Regions from separate parts of the Homo sapiens genome. Here region 1 is linked to region 2. The links are chromatin loops, found by intact Hi-C in ENCODE. Cell type or tissue: PC-3. All regions are shown on one strand. Each heading gives the region's core, and the rest is flanking DNA. Links, peaks and the distances in the headings are about the cores only.

Region 1 (6,817 bases), core at 904-5,903, 71 kb before region 2:
GTAAGATTAGCCCTATAGAACATCACGAAGCCAGGCCCTGAACTGTGCACTCACAGTCTTTGAGAATTTCACTGAGGTGGGGGAAACATATAGGGAAAGAGCTAAATTACAATACTATCATGATAAAACAGAGGCAAGAATAGGATGCTCAGGAACACGTAAGCTCCCCAGCTGGAAGGAAAAACACTCCCTTCACCGCCAATCCACTGGCCAAAGTTCTCACCGTCTGGGTAGAAAGTTATAAGGGCATAAATATGCCAGTTAAAAGTGAATCTGATTGCACTAATGGACATATTATAGACTGAATTTCAGCAATCATGCAAAACTTTCAAAGAAAGGAACAGGTGAACTATCCAAGATCCTACAGCAGCAAAGTCCCCAGTATAGGCGGAAACAATTCTAACCTAGCAACACCTATAATAATAATAATAATAATAATAATAATAATAATAATAATAATAATAAAACCTAGCAGCATAGTCAAGAAAAACATACAAGGCAGACTGTTCATCACCCACCCCAGTCACCTCAGACTAAATATTAAACATTATTGTAGAAGGTCAAGGATAGAGGGGAAAAAAGCTGAATTTACAAATTACAATCTGGTGGAATTGCTGTTTACTTAATACAATGCAGCAGCAATCAGGGTAAACTCACTTTTGCAAACTTAATATTGTGTGGTACCAGATAATCAGGTCATAATTATCTTTGGCTTAGGAAGGACAGAACTCATCAGCATGATTTCATCTTCAGTAAGAGAATGGAGGCTCTGCTAGATGAAACCAAGTAGAGAGGGAGTGTGGGGGATATGGGTGAAGAGTGCTGGGTGCAGGATGGTATTCCATTCTTTATTCTCTTCCCTTGGATTCAGTCAGGAAGATAATACCCTGACAGCTGGCCCAAAGTACCCATTTATCAAACTGAATCATACAACTGTCTTTGACAGTTCCACACTAAATGGAAATTTACATATTTGACATATTAACAGCAGTGTGTCTCAAGAGCCAGGAGATCATAGGACACAGTTATAAACTTTCATAAATAACCTGAATAAATCCCATAAAATGTCCACAGAAAGGCAAGCGTGTTTGCGAATTATTGTTAAAATTCAAAGGTCTTAGAAAAGCTGAGAAATACTCATGATTACATGCATGGCATCATAATAGCAAACTGTTAACGCAAGAAGAATGTATTTTTGCAAATACAGGAGAAAAAAGATGTGGCAAACAGGAATAGAGTATATATATGTAGAAACTATGAGGTAATTGTGCTATTAATACTATCTTACTCAGAACTGGACAAGCCGTCGTTATAACAGCAGCTTCTAATCCTGATGTAATGTAACTTAAGAATTCAGAAATGGTTTGAAGGCTGGAGAATATCACCGAGGAGGAGGAGGGTGAAAGAATGGAGCAGCGGTGACGGATGGAGACATGGAGAAGGGTTGTTCTTCACCAGGCTCAAGAAAAGAATAAAGGAAAACAAACTGAAAAAGGCTCAAACTATAGGCTGAAGAAACCACATCAGGTAAAGGGAAGTCAGAGTGAAAACTGGCCCTTCGAACTGAAAAATCTAGAAAGAAGAGGAGGAGAGGGAGAGAGGCAGGTGCTAATATAAGGGCTGAAGACACAGCCTTGATGCCTGGGTTAAAATCCCAGCTTCATTTCTCATGAGGTGAGCTGCTGAACTTCTGTGAACTTCAGTTTCCTTGTACGGTTTGTGGGGATAATAATAGATGTATCTCTTTGGCTGAATGTCAGAGTTAAATGAGTTCATATATATCAAGTGCTTAGAATACTGCCTGGCACAGAGTAAACACTATTAAAATGCTTAAATAGCTTAAAAGTGCCAGAGAAAAAAATCAGGCGATCTCCCCTGAGCCCTTCCAACCCTACAGTTAAAGTCTAATAACAAAGTAATCATATGTATGTGTATATGCATATATGTGCATATATATATATATACACATACACACACTCTCTCACACACACACTCTCTCTCACACACACAGATGTATACACACACATATATCTGACTTAAAAAGGCAATGACATTGGTCTCAGTTTTCTTTTACTTAAAAAATTTCTTTAAATAAAAGAAAAAGCAAATAATAATTCCATATGTTATTTAAACCCTTAAGTTTTTGAAAATAAAAACGGAAAGACAGTAGAACAGACCATATAGAATTTCTGTGCTTGTACCTCTTTTAGAAAACTTCACTATTAAGCACATACACACACATACGCACTACCTTTCTTTCTTTTACCATGCATTCTCCAGGCTTTTGAGCTGTGATTTATCTAGCTAGGTTTACTGTTTCACTTAGAATGAGGATAGCTAATCAATCCTTGTCACCTATCTCTATTTTTCTATTTATACTCTGAAGTCAAGGGCATCAGTCAAGATGAACTAATGCTGCTAAAATCTCTGCAACAAAAAGCTATATATTGAATATTCTCATAGCACCAAACAAGTTTAAGGAAAAATAAGTATGAAAATAATGGTTCAATCTCAGCAGTCAAGATCTTTAATGCAGAATAACACTGCAACAGGAATAGGATTTGAATCCAAGAACTCAGGAGAAAAAGATGAAAATCCATAATACTCATCTCATCTCCTGCTTACTTAAAAGGGGTTTAATATTTTCCATGCAACCAGGAATGGAAAGAGGTTCTATTCCCCCCAAAAGCACTCAGGAGTTTAAAAACGTGCCAGCTTCCTACAGCAATTTTCCATTTTAACTCTGACTTCCATTTGAAAGTCACACGAGAAATCAGCTGTATACATTCACTTATGGGCAAAATGCATATCTATGCAATTTCAAGGCAAACTGCTCCAATTCATAATCAGAAAGCAACACTCCAAAATTAGGCAGAAAACACTGCTAAGTGTTTTGACATCTTAAACCAAGAGAGGGCAATGTTTCTTTGGCAGAAGAAATAGCCTGTGAAATTTTGTTTTTGGTCCCGACTATAACATAATGTTTTATTTTTAAAAAACAAACAACAAACAACAGAAGCTTGGTATGAAAGTCACACAATTCAACTTGTGAAAACATTGAGATTTGCAAGTACCTCTATCTTCTTATATATAAAACAAAAATTAAAATGAACAAAGTATGCTTTTGATAATTGTGATTGAAGAATGTTTAAGCTTAATACTAAGAAAGATGACACAAAAAGGAGAATAAATTGAAATTAATATACGTCTCAGACTTCAATACTTTTGAGGGTTTCTTTGGGGCTAATGTCATAGAAATTAAGAGCCTTTATGTGACAGTTTTTGGTTGTAATTCTAAATCACCAGAGGTGGGGTGGAAGCCAGCCACCTGCCCATCCCATTCCTCCATAAAAGAACAAGTTGATGGGTCAACACAAAGTCAACATCATGCATTCTTTCAATTACTTTTCCTTCCTTCTTCCATAATTTTACCTTACAAGAAGTCTAAGACAGAATACTGGAGATCTCCTAGAAAACAACCCCCATAAAAGAAAGAAATAAAAAGAAAAAGGAGGTGGACCACTATTACCATTTTAAGGCTGACACAGGACTCTCCCTCCAGTGCCCAGAAGTAGGGAAGGACATCGCTAGGGCACAGACTTTGGTTCCTCCTCTCGTTTCCTTCAAAAACGTCTCCTCAGAGTTCTGCATCCATCTTCAAAATTTAACTACAACCTCTCACAGATGACTCCCAAACCATGAAACCCAGATTTTACTTCTCACTCAATTCCAGTTTCATTCCTTCAATAAAATTCAATCTTTTGAGTCTGCTTCATAATTTATGGCTGAATTTAATTTTTAATAAGCCCTTTCCCACACATTCAAGGCCCAGGCCTGGGGGGGCAAAACCTCCCAGTGGCTTCTCACCACATCGGGAGTGAAACCCCACAAGGCCCTCACAGGGCCTTACCCCATCGTTCATCCTGCCCGACCCCAGCAGCCTCTCTGTTAGGCTTGAACATGCCAGGCACACTTTCCCCTCAGCCCCTCCTACTGCCTTTCCTTGAGCCTCACTGCTCTTGCTCCAGGTATCTGAGCAACTAGCTCCCTTACTTCCTTCAGATCCTCACTAGAAAGATGCGTTCACACCCAGAACATCCTGTCTAAAATTGCAACTAGCTTTCTGCCCTCAATACTTCGTCTCCTTTCCTACATTATTTTTCTCTTTAGTGCTGATCATCATGCTTTGTTTTTACTTATTAATTAAACATAATTTATTAATTATAAAATAATAATTTTTATTACTGTTATAAATAAGTAAAATAATAATTTTTACTTATTAATTCCCTGTCTATCACAAAAGAACAGAACCTCGATTGAGGGCGAGAATTTCTGAATTACTTTATCTCATTATCGTATCCCTGTGATATGCTTTGGCTGTGTCCCCACCCAAATCTCATCTTGAATTCTCACATGTGGTGGGAGGGACCCAGTGGGAGATAATTTAATCATGGGGCAGGTTTTTCCTGTACTGTTCTCATGAGAGTGAATAAGTCTCATGAGATCTGATGGTTTTAAAAAGGGGAGTTTCCCTGCGCAAATTCTCTTCTTTTGTCTGCTGCCATGTGAGACGTAACTTTCACCTTCCGCCATGATTGTAAGGCCTCCCAAGCCATGTGGAACTGTAAGTCCAATAAACTGCTTTCTTTTGTAAATTGCCCAGTCTGGAGTATGTTTTTTTCAGCAGCATGAAAACAAACTAACACAGTAAATTGGTACCAGTAGAGTGGGGTGCTGCTGAAAAGATACCCAAAAATGTAGAAATGACTTTGGAACTGGGTAACAAGCAGAGGCTGTAACAGCTTGGAGGCTCAGAAGAAGACAGAAAGATGTGGGACAGTTTGGAACTCCCTAGAGACTTGCTGAATGGCTTTAAGCAAAATGCTGATAATGATATGGACACTGAAATCCAGTCTGAGCTGGTCTCAAATGGAGATGAGAAACTTGTTGGCAACTGGAGCAAAGGTGGCTTCTGTTATATTTTAGCAAAGAGACTGACGGCATTTTGCTTCTGACCTAGAGATCTGTGGAACTTTGAACTTGAGAAAGATGATTTAGGGATCTGGTGGAAGAAATTTCTAAGCAGCAAAGCATTCAAGAGGTGACTCAGGGCCGGGCGCGGTGGCTCACGCCTGTAATCCCAGCACTTTGGGAGGCCGAGGTGGAGGGATCATGAGGTCAGGAGATCAAGACCATCCTGGCTAACATGGTAAAACCCCGTCTCTACTAAAAATACAAAAAAAACATTAGCTGGGCGTGATGGCAGGTACCTGTAGTCCCAGCTACTCGGGAGGCTGAGGCAGGAGAATGGTGTGAACCCAGGAGGCGGAGCTTGCAGTGAGCAGAGATCATGCCACTGCACTCCAGCCTGGGCGACAGAGCAAGACTCTGTCTCAAAAAAAAAAAAAAAAGAGGTGACTCAGGTGCTGTTAAAGGCATTCAGTATTAAAAGGGAAGCAGAGCATAAAAGTTCAGAAAATTTGCAGCCTGATGAATGTGACAGAAAAGAAAATCCCATTTTCTGAAAAGAAATCCAAGCTGGCTGCAGAAATTTGCGTAAGTAACTAGGAGCCAAATGTTAACGACCAAGACAATTCGGAAAATGTCTCCAGGGCATGTCAGAGGTCTTCACAGCAGCCCCTCCTATCACAGGCCCAGAGGCCTAGGAGGAAAAAGTGGTTTCATGGGCCAGGCCCAGGGTCCCTGTGCTGTGTGCATCCTAGGGACTTGGTGCCCTGTGTCCCAGATGCTCCAGCCATGGCTGAAAGGCACCAACATAGAGCTTGGGCTATGGCTTCAGAAGGTGCAAGTCCCAAGCCTTGGCAGCTTCCACACGGTGCTGAGCCTGTGGGTGCACAGAAGTCAAGAATTGAGGTTTGGGAACCTCCACCTAGATTTCAGAAGATGTATGGAAATGCCTGGATGCCCAGGCAGAAGTTTGCTCAGGGGGAGGGCACTCATGGAGAACCTCTGCTAGGTCAGTGTGGAAGAGAAATGTGGAGTTGGAGCTCCCAAACAGAGTCCCTACTGGGGAGAAGGGGGCCACTGTCCTCTGGACCCCAGAATGGCAGATCCACTAACAGCTTGCACCATGCACCTGGAAAAGCCACAGACACTCAACACGAGCCCATGAAAGCAGCTGGGAGGGAGGCTGTACCCTGCAAAGCCAAAGGGGCGGAGCTGCCCAAGACCATGTGAACCCACCTCTTGCATCAGCATGACCTGGATATGAGACATGGAATCAAAGGAGATAGTTCCAGAGCTTTAAGGTTTGACTGTCCTGCTGGATTTTGGTCTTGCGTGGGGCCCCCAGCCCTTGTGTTTTGGCCAATTTCTCCTATTTGGAATGACTGTATTTACTCAATGCTTGTACCCTCATTGTATCTAGGAAGTAATTAACTTGCTTTTGATTTTACAACTTCATAAACAGAAAGGACTTGCCTTGTCTCAGATAAGACTTTGGACTGTGGACTTTTGAGTTAATGCTGAAATGAGATAAGACTTTGGGGGACTGTCGGGAAAGCATAATTGGTTTTGAAATGTGAGGGCATGAGATGTGGGAGGGGTCAGGGGTGGAATGATATGGTTTGGCTGTGTCCCCCACCCAAATCTCATCTTGAATTCCCATATGTTGAGGGGGGGACCCGGTGGGAGGTAACCAAATCATGTGGCAGGTCTTTCCTGTGCTGTTCTCATGACGGTGAATAAGTCTAACGAGAGCTGATGGTTTTAAAAAAAGGAGTTTCCCTGCACAAGTTCTCCTGTCTGCTGCCATGTGAGACATGCCTTTCACCTTCCACCATGATTGTGAGGACTT
Region 2 (6,817 bases), core at 628-5,627:
TCACATGGCATTCTGCTCTGTGTGCCTCTGTGTCCTCTGTTCTAAGGACACCAGTGATTTTCTTATAAAAGCCCCTATGATTGGATTTAGAGCACACTCTAGTCCAGTATGACTTCTTCTTAGTTTATCTCTTAATTACATCTGTAAAGACCCTATTGCCAAATAAGGTTACTTTCAAGATATGGGAGGTTAAAACTTCAACATGTATTTTGGGGTTACACAATTCAACCCACAGCAGTGGGACTAATTTGTGAATAATTAAAAGATGACTGAATTATTTCCACAGATAACATTTGCCATAACACTGAAGTTATAACTGTGTTAAATCACTAAATAAAACATTTCCTCAAATATGTTTCTTTGAACAGTAAGAGGCACTGCCTCAGGGGGAAAATGGTTTTATTATTATATAGTTTGAAGAAACAGTAGGTCAAAGAAAGTTAAAAAGACTACTTGCTACAGGACACGTCAGAGCCTTTAAGATACAGTAAGTTTCCCAAACTTGTGTGATCATAGGCAAATTTAACTTAAGTGCTGTCCCAGGGAGCACACTTTATGAAACCCTGACTTCCCAGGTAGCATTATATTGTAACTATTTACAAATTTGTCTCTACTTATTAGGTTCTAAGTTCCTGAGAGGGAGAATCCATACTTCATGAATCTTTAAATCCCCAGGACACATGTAGTGTGTGGGAGCTACAGGCCCACTGGGTTGTACCAGACACAAGTAAATGATTTTCCCTGAGCTGGTGCAACACAAAGGCACTGGACACATAGAGCAGGTATTACTGTTGACTGTTGAACAACATGAGGGTTAGGGTCACTGACGTTCCATGCACTGAAAATTTGCATATAATTTTGACTCCCAAGAAACTTAACTACTAAGAGCCTACTGTTGACCAGAAGCCTTACTGATAACATAAACAGTTGATTAACATGTTTTTTATATTATATGTATTATACACCATATTCTTACAATAAAGTAAGCTAGAGAAAGAAAATGTTGTTAAGGAAGTCATAAAGAAAAAATATTTTTACTATTTATTAAGTGGAAGTGGATCATCATCAAGGTCTTCAGCCTCACCATCTTCATGTTGAGTAGGCTGAGGAGGAGGATGAAAAGGAGGGGTTGGTCTTGCTGTCTCAGGAGCAGCAGAGGCAAAAGAAAATCTGCACATAATTCAACTTGTGCAGTTCGAACTTGTGTTGTTCAAGGGTCAACTATATATCACTTGTATTTCTTTCAGCCACATGTCACAAAATTCTGACCACTCTTCCGTGAACATAAAGGGGGTTCTTCTTCTTAAATAATAAGATATCTGCAAGGAGGATGTCCAGAACCCAGGCACAGCTGCTCAAAAGGATCATCATTAAGGATGCAGATCATTCTATTTGTTGCTCCATCTCAATGTTATAGAATAGCTGTTTCACAGCCAGCCCCTACTTCTCAGTGCCAGGCAGGAAAAAAAGATAAAGTCTTTTCTTTCTCTCTCTCCCTTTATCCCTCTCTCCCTTTTTTTTCTTTTCTTTTCTTGTGTTTTCTTTTCTTTTCTTTTTTTCTTTTTTTTTAACGTTCGGGAAAACAATAGCTTTACTGGAAACCTCACTAAGAATTCAAACTGTCTTACTGTGTAAACACATGGTCACCCCCAGCTGCAAGAAAATCTAGAAGGGCATGGACTTTAAGGCTCATTATCAAGTCAAAAAAATCGGCGCCTTGTTGGCAAAGCAAAGAAGAAAAGGCTTTTGAGTAGCTGTATCACCAATGGTGCTCAGTTTATTCTTTTATGTCCTTATTGTCATTGTTGACTCTATTGGAGTTGTGGCTAGTTCTAGTCTATTGTATTTATAGGAAAAAATGAGTTACTTATTTTGACTTTGAAGTTTGGTAGATTTTAAATTTCATGGAGAAAAATGTTGTTTCAATAATTACTTAGGCTGTTAGGTTATATAACATACTAGTAATAAACTATCTTGATGAAGGAGAACACTGTTTTGGAGAGTATCCCAGGAGTTCTGGACCCAGAATAGTAGGCTCATTGAGTGATTATGCAACCCTTGAATAAACCCACAATACAACTGAACAAGAAATTAAATATATAACTTCAAAATACTCCATTGATTCATTGTGTTGGGAAGCCAATATTAACTTACTGCATCTTGCTGATTCATGTGATAAACACAGCATTTTAATAGGGACTTTGATTCCATAATGATTCAGTTTCTTATATATCTGGAAATTGTAAATCAGCCAGGAGAACAAATAGCAAGCCTTGAGCCATGCTGGTATGATGTTTGCTTTACAAATTTGGTGCCCTTTCCCTCTGAGATACAGCCACACTCAATTAAAATCATGCAATGTTGGCTAAGTAACAGGGCAGCAACCAAGATTTAAATTGTGGAGAAAAAATTCCAAAGTGCGTCTGAATAATAGGAAGCAGAAACTCAAAAATGGAAACTGCTTTTTTTTCTGTGATCACACCACTGTAGCCGTTAGATATTTTTCCATTGACTTTGGGAGTGTAGGAGATGCAAATTAAAAATAAATAATTGTAGCAACATGGCCATGACTTTTTTTCTGTTACATTTAATTAATTGGAAATTTGGAAATTTAGAACTTTCATACAGATGTTTTATTTGTCTGTAGCTCTATTCTTAGGCTTCCTGTTCATATTTTAGTACATAGATTTCTGCAATATAGGACTAGATCTTCAGCTATTTTCATTTAGTGCTTACTAGCAAGACAATTAATTGAGGAACTTCTTGTGATTAAACATGATACTGTAACACTTCTGACTTCTCAAATATCCATCAAGTGTGACTAACTTCACTCTCCCTCAGATGTCATCTCATAAAACCCTATTTTGGGGAAGAGAATGCAGAAGCTTTTAGTTCTGTCATATCTCCCAAAGATTATGGAATTGGGAAGAGTGTAAAACCTGGAGAAAACTCATTAAGACAGGACCTTGATGCTTTTTAAAATCTTAGCCCCTAAATTTGTGACATGTCCATTCACAGGAGATTCCTGACAGGCACAAGCACATTTTCACCATTTTCACTGCTTTTTGTATTGTGCACATTTATGATGTACAATATTATATATATATACACATATTAAAATGATTGCTACAGGTAAGTGAATTAACATATCTATTACTGTTCAGTTGTGTGTGTGTGTGTGTGTGTGTGCACGCGTGCACGCGTGCACGTGCGCATGTGTGGTAATAAACTTTCAGTATACAATACCATATTACTAACTACAGTCTTTTCTTCTGTACATTAGATCTCTAGACTCTTCCTCCTGTATAACAGCAACTTTGTACCCTTTTGACCCACATCTCCCCATTTCCTTGTCCTCCTTTACACCTGGTAAGCACTATTCTACTTTCTGTTTCTATGTATTTAATTTACTTTTAGATTCCACATGTAAGTGTGGTCATGTAATATTTGCCTGTCTGGGTTATTTCACTTAGCATAAAGTCCTCCATGTTCGTCCATGTTGTTGCCTATCTCCTCCATTTTTAAGTCAGATTAATATTCCCTTGTATTTATAAATTACAATTTCTTTATCCATTTATACGTTGATGAACACTTAGGTTGTTTCTATAACTTGGCTATTCTGAATAATGCTGTTATGAACATGGGAGTGTGGATATCACTACAAGGTGCTGATTTCACTTCCTATGGGTATATACACAGCAGAGGGATTGCTTGGTCATGTGATTCAATATTCAATTTTTTGAGGAACTTCTATATTGTTTTCTATAATGGCTGTACCAATTTACATTCACATCAACAGTGCACAGACGTTCCCTTTTTTCCACACCCTTGCCAATATGTATTATCTCTTGTCTTTTTGATCATAGCTATCCTAACAGGTGTGAGGTGATATCTCATTATGATTTTGATTGGCATTCCCTGATGATAAGAGATGTCAAGCACCTTTTTATATGTGTGTTGGCTGTTTTTGCGTCTTTTTTGGGAAAATGTCTTTTCAGGTTCTTTGCATATTTTTAAATTCTATTATCTCTGTGTGTGTGTGTGTGTGTGTGTGTGAGAGAGAGAGAGAGAGAGAGAGAGAGAGAGAGAGAGATTGAGCTGTGTGAATTCCCTATGTCTTTATTAATCTTTTATCAGATATACTGTTTGAAAATAGTTCCTCCTGATCAATAGGCTGACTTTTCCTTTTGTTGATTGTTTCCTTTGCTGTACAGAAGCTTTTCAGTTTGATGTAGTTCAAAGAAGTTTAATGTTCTTTCATGATATAAACTCTAAACAAAATATAGCTAGAAATTTTTTCTTCAACATACTAAAGGCCATTTATGAAAATCACACAGCTAATCTAATCAATAGGAAAAACTGAAAGCTTTTCTTTTAAAATCAGGGACCAGGCAAGGAGGCAAGGGTGCCCATTCTTGCCACTTCTATTCAACAAAGGGCTGAAATATTAGCAAGAACAATAAGACAGGAAAAAAAAAAAGACATCCAAATTGGAAAGGAAAAAGTAAAACTATCCCTTTTTGTCAATGACACATGTAGAAAACCCTAAAAGTAGCAGGATGCAGAATCAACATACAAAAAAATTGAATTTCTTTTCATTAATAATAATCTGTCCATAAAAGAAATCAAGTAAATAATCTCACTTGCAATAGCATCAAAAAATTAAGATGCTTAGATATAAATTTAACCAAGAAAGTGTAATATCTGCATGCTAAAAGCTGTAAAATATTGATGAAAGAAGTTTAAGAAGACACACAGAAATAGAAAGATACCCTATGCTCGTGGACAGGAAGTATTAATATTGTTAAAATGTCCATACTACCTAAAGCATTATACAGACTCAAAGCAACCTCTATCAAAATTTCAAGTGCATTTTTCGTAGAAATAAAAAAATCAATTCTAAAATTTGTATGAAACCACAAAAGGCCCTGAAAACAATTTCCATAAAGAAAAACAAGGATGGAGTCATCATACTTTCTGATTTCAAATTATATTACTAAGCTATAGTAACCAAAACAGTATGATGTTGACATTAAAACAGACACACAGACTAACTGGACGGAATAGAGAGGCCGGAAATAAACCCTAGCATATATGGGCAACTAATTTTTGACAAGCTCTGCAAGAAGACACAATGGGGAAAGAATAGTTTTTTCAATAAATGCTGTTTAGAAAACTGGATATTCACATGCAAAAGAAAGAAACTAGACCCTTACCTCACACCATACACAAAAATCAGCCCAAAACAAGTTAAGGACATAAATGTAATCCCTGAAACCATAAAACTACTAGAAGAAAACATAGGAAAATCTCTGTGATATTGGCCTTGCAACCATGTTTTGGATATTATATTAAAAGTTCAGGCAACAAAAGCAAAAATAAGCAAATGGACTACCTTTTCACGGCTTTTGACTTTCTTCAAGTTTTAAATGCAACCCTGTGTATTATGCCAATGTCATGCTCAGGCCTTAGGCTCTATGGAGCTTCTCAAGGTCCTTATTTGATTTTTTTTCTACCTCATGGTCCTTACACAGTCTGCTCTTTTTGCCTAGAACACTCTTTTCTTCTCCTGTTTTCTCTTTTCTTACATTCCTTTCAGGTCTCATTTTAAATTTTATTTGCATACTGGATGAGTTTGCCTTAGTTCTGAGATATTTATACTCCTCTCATTTTTAGCAAGTATTATATACATATATATTAATACTTTGTAAAATTATTGGGCTAGTGCCTTACTTTTTTCCTTGGGTGTCGCCGACCTCAATTCCTGGTGGACTGAACAAAGGATGATGAATGTGGGAATGAAGATAAAGACAAAAGTGTATATTTGGAAGAAGGGGGTCAGGGGGCTCCTTGCTTCTAGTGAACAAAGGCCCTGAGCTTTTTCAGCCTTCTGTATTTATTAGGTGAAAGAGATAGCAAGAAGGGGGGTGATTGTAGGTCAGCAGTTTGACTAACAGCAGGCTTGCAAGACTGCATTCTTTGAACAATAGGCTCTAGATATCCCAGTAGATAACCTCAAGAAGCATGGCACCAGGGGGTGATTGCCTTCAGCAAAACTTCTGGCAGCTGGAGCAGATGTGATTTTGCCCATATCCTCCATTCATAATAAACAGTTTTCTGTTTGATCATATAGACTCCAGTGGAATGTTGAGTTGGTCACGATTCCTTTGCCAGCCCTTTACACTTGGGTACAACTTAATGGAGTCATGTTTGAGAGGTATGGGGGAGGAGTAGAGAGCTATGGAGCCACTCTAGCACTGTGATCCCATCTCTATTGTCACCCTTATCACAGTATTATAATAGTCTTTTTAACATAATGCTTATTTACTGTTAGATTGTTTGTGTCAAGCACTGAATACTTATATTCCGGCTCTAGCTATTCCCATACTCTAGCAGCTGACAGTCTAGAATCTAGTCATCTATTCACTAAAAGTCATTAACATTTCAAACCAGCATATGCAAAATACCAAACCAATTAACAATTGCCATAGACCTTACTGTCCATTATTGTAGCCATAAGCCACCTGTTGCTATGAGCATTTGAAATGTGACTAGTCTGAATTGAGATTTGTCATAAATACAAAATATACACCAGACATTAGAATGAAAAAAAGATGGGGCCCATTCCAAGATGGCTGAATAGGAACAGTCTGGTCTGCAGCTCCCAGCGTGATTGATGCAGAAGATGGGTGATTTCTGCATTTCCAACTGAGGTACCTGGTTCATCTAATTGGGACTTGTCAGAAAGTGGGTGCAGCCCATGGAGGGTGAGCCAAAGAGCGGGGCATCACCTCACTGGGGAAGTGCAAGGGGTCAG

Evidence for each region. A loop is a pair of places that touch in the nucleus more often than their neighbours do. Peaks named below come from ENCODE experiments on the same cell type or tissue, not always from the same donor. Only the 100,000 strongest peaks of a DNase experiment are listed, where the experiment ranks them.
Region 1: a loop joins it to region 2, with 4 times the contacts of the local background. A loop is called at or near these places in 4 of 110 quality-filtered maps.

What each region holds. Positions count from the first base shown.
Region 1 is chr3:168,050,407-168,057,223 of GRCh38, forward strand. All of the region lies in intron 1 of GOLIM4 (golgi integral membrane protein 4), which reads right to left. Among named protein-coding and RNA genes, the nearest start is that of GOLIM4, 42 kb to the right of the region's middle. In PC-3, for the core only: a CTCF peak has its summit at 2,910; no DNase peak of the experiment used is centred there.
Region 2 is chr3:168,121,673-168,128,489 of GRCh38, forward strand. No RefSeq gene overlaps it. Among named protein-coding and RNA genes, the nearest start is that of GOLIM4, 29 kb to the left of the region's middle. In PC-3, for the core only: no CTCF peak of the experiment used is centred there; no DNase peak of the experiment used is centred there; H3K27ac peaks cover 1,015 bases.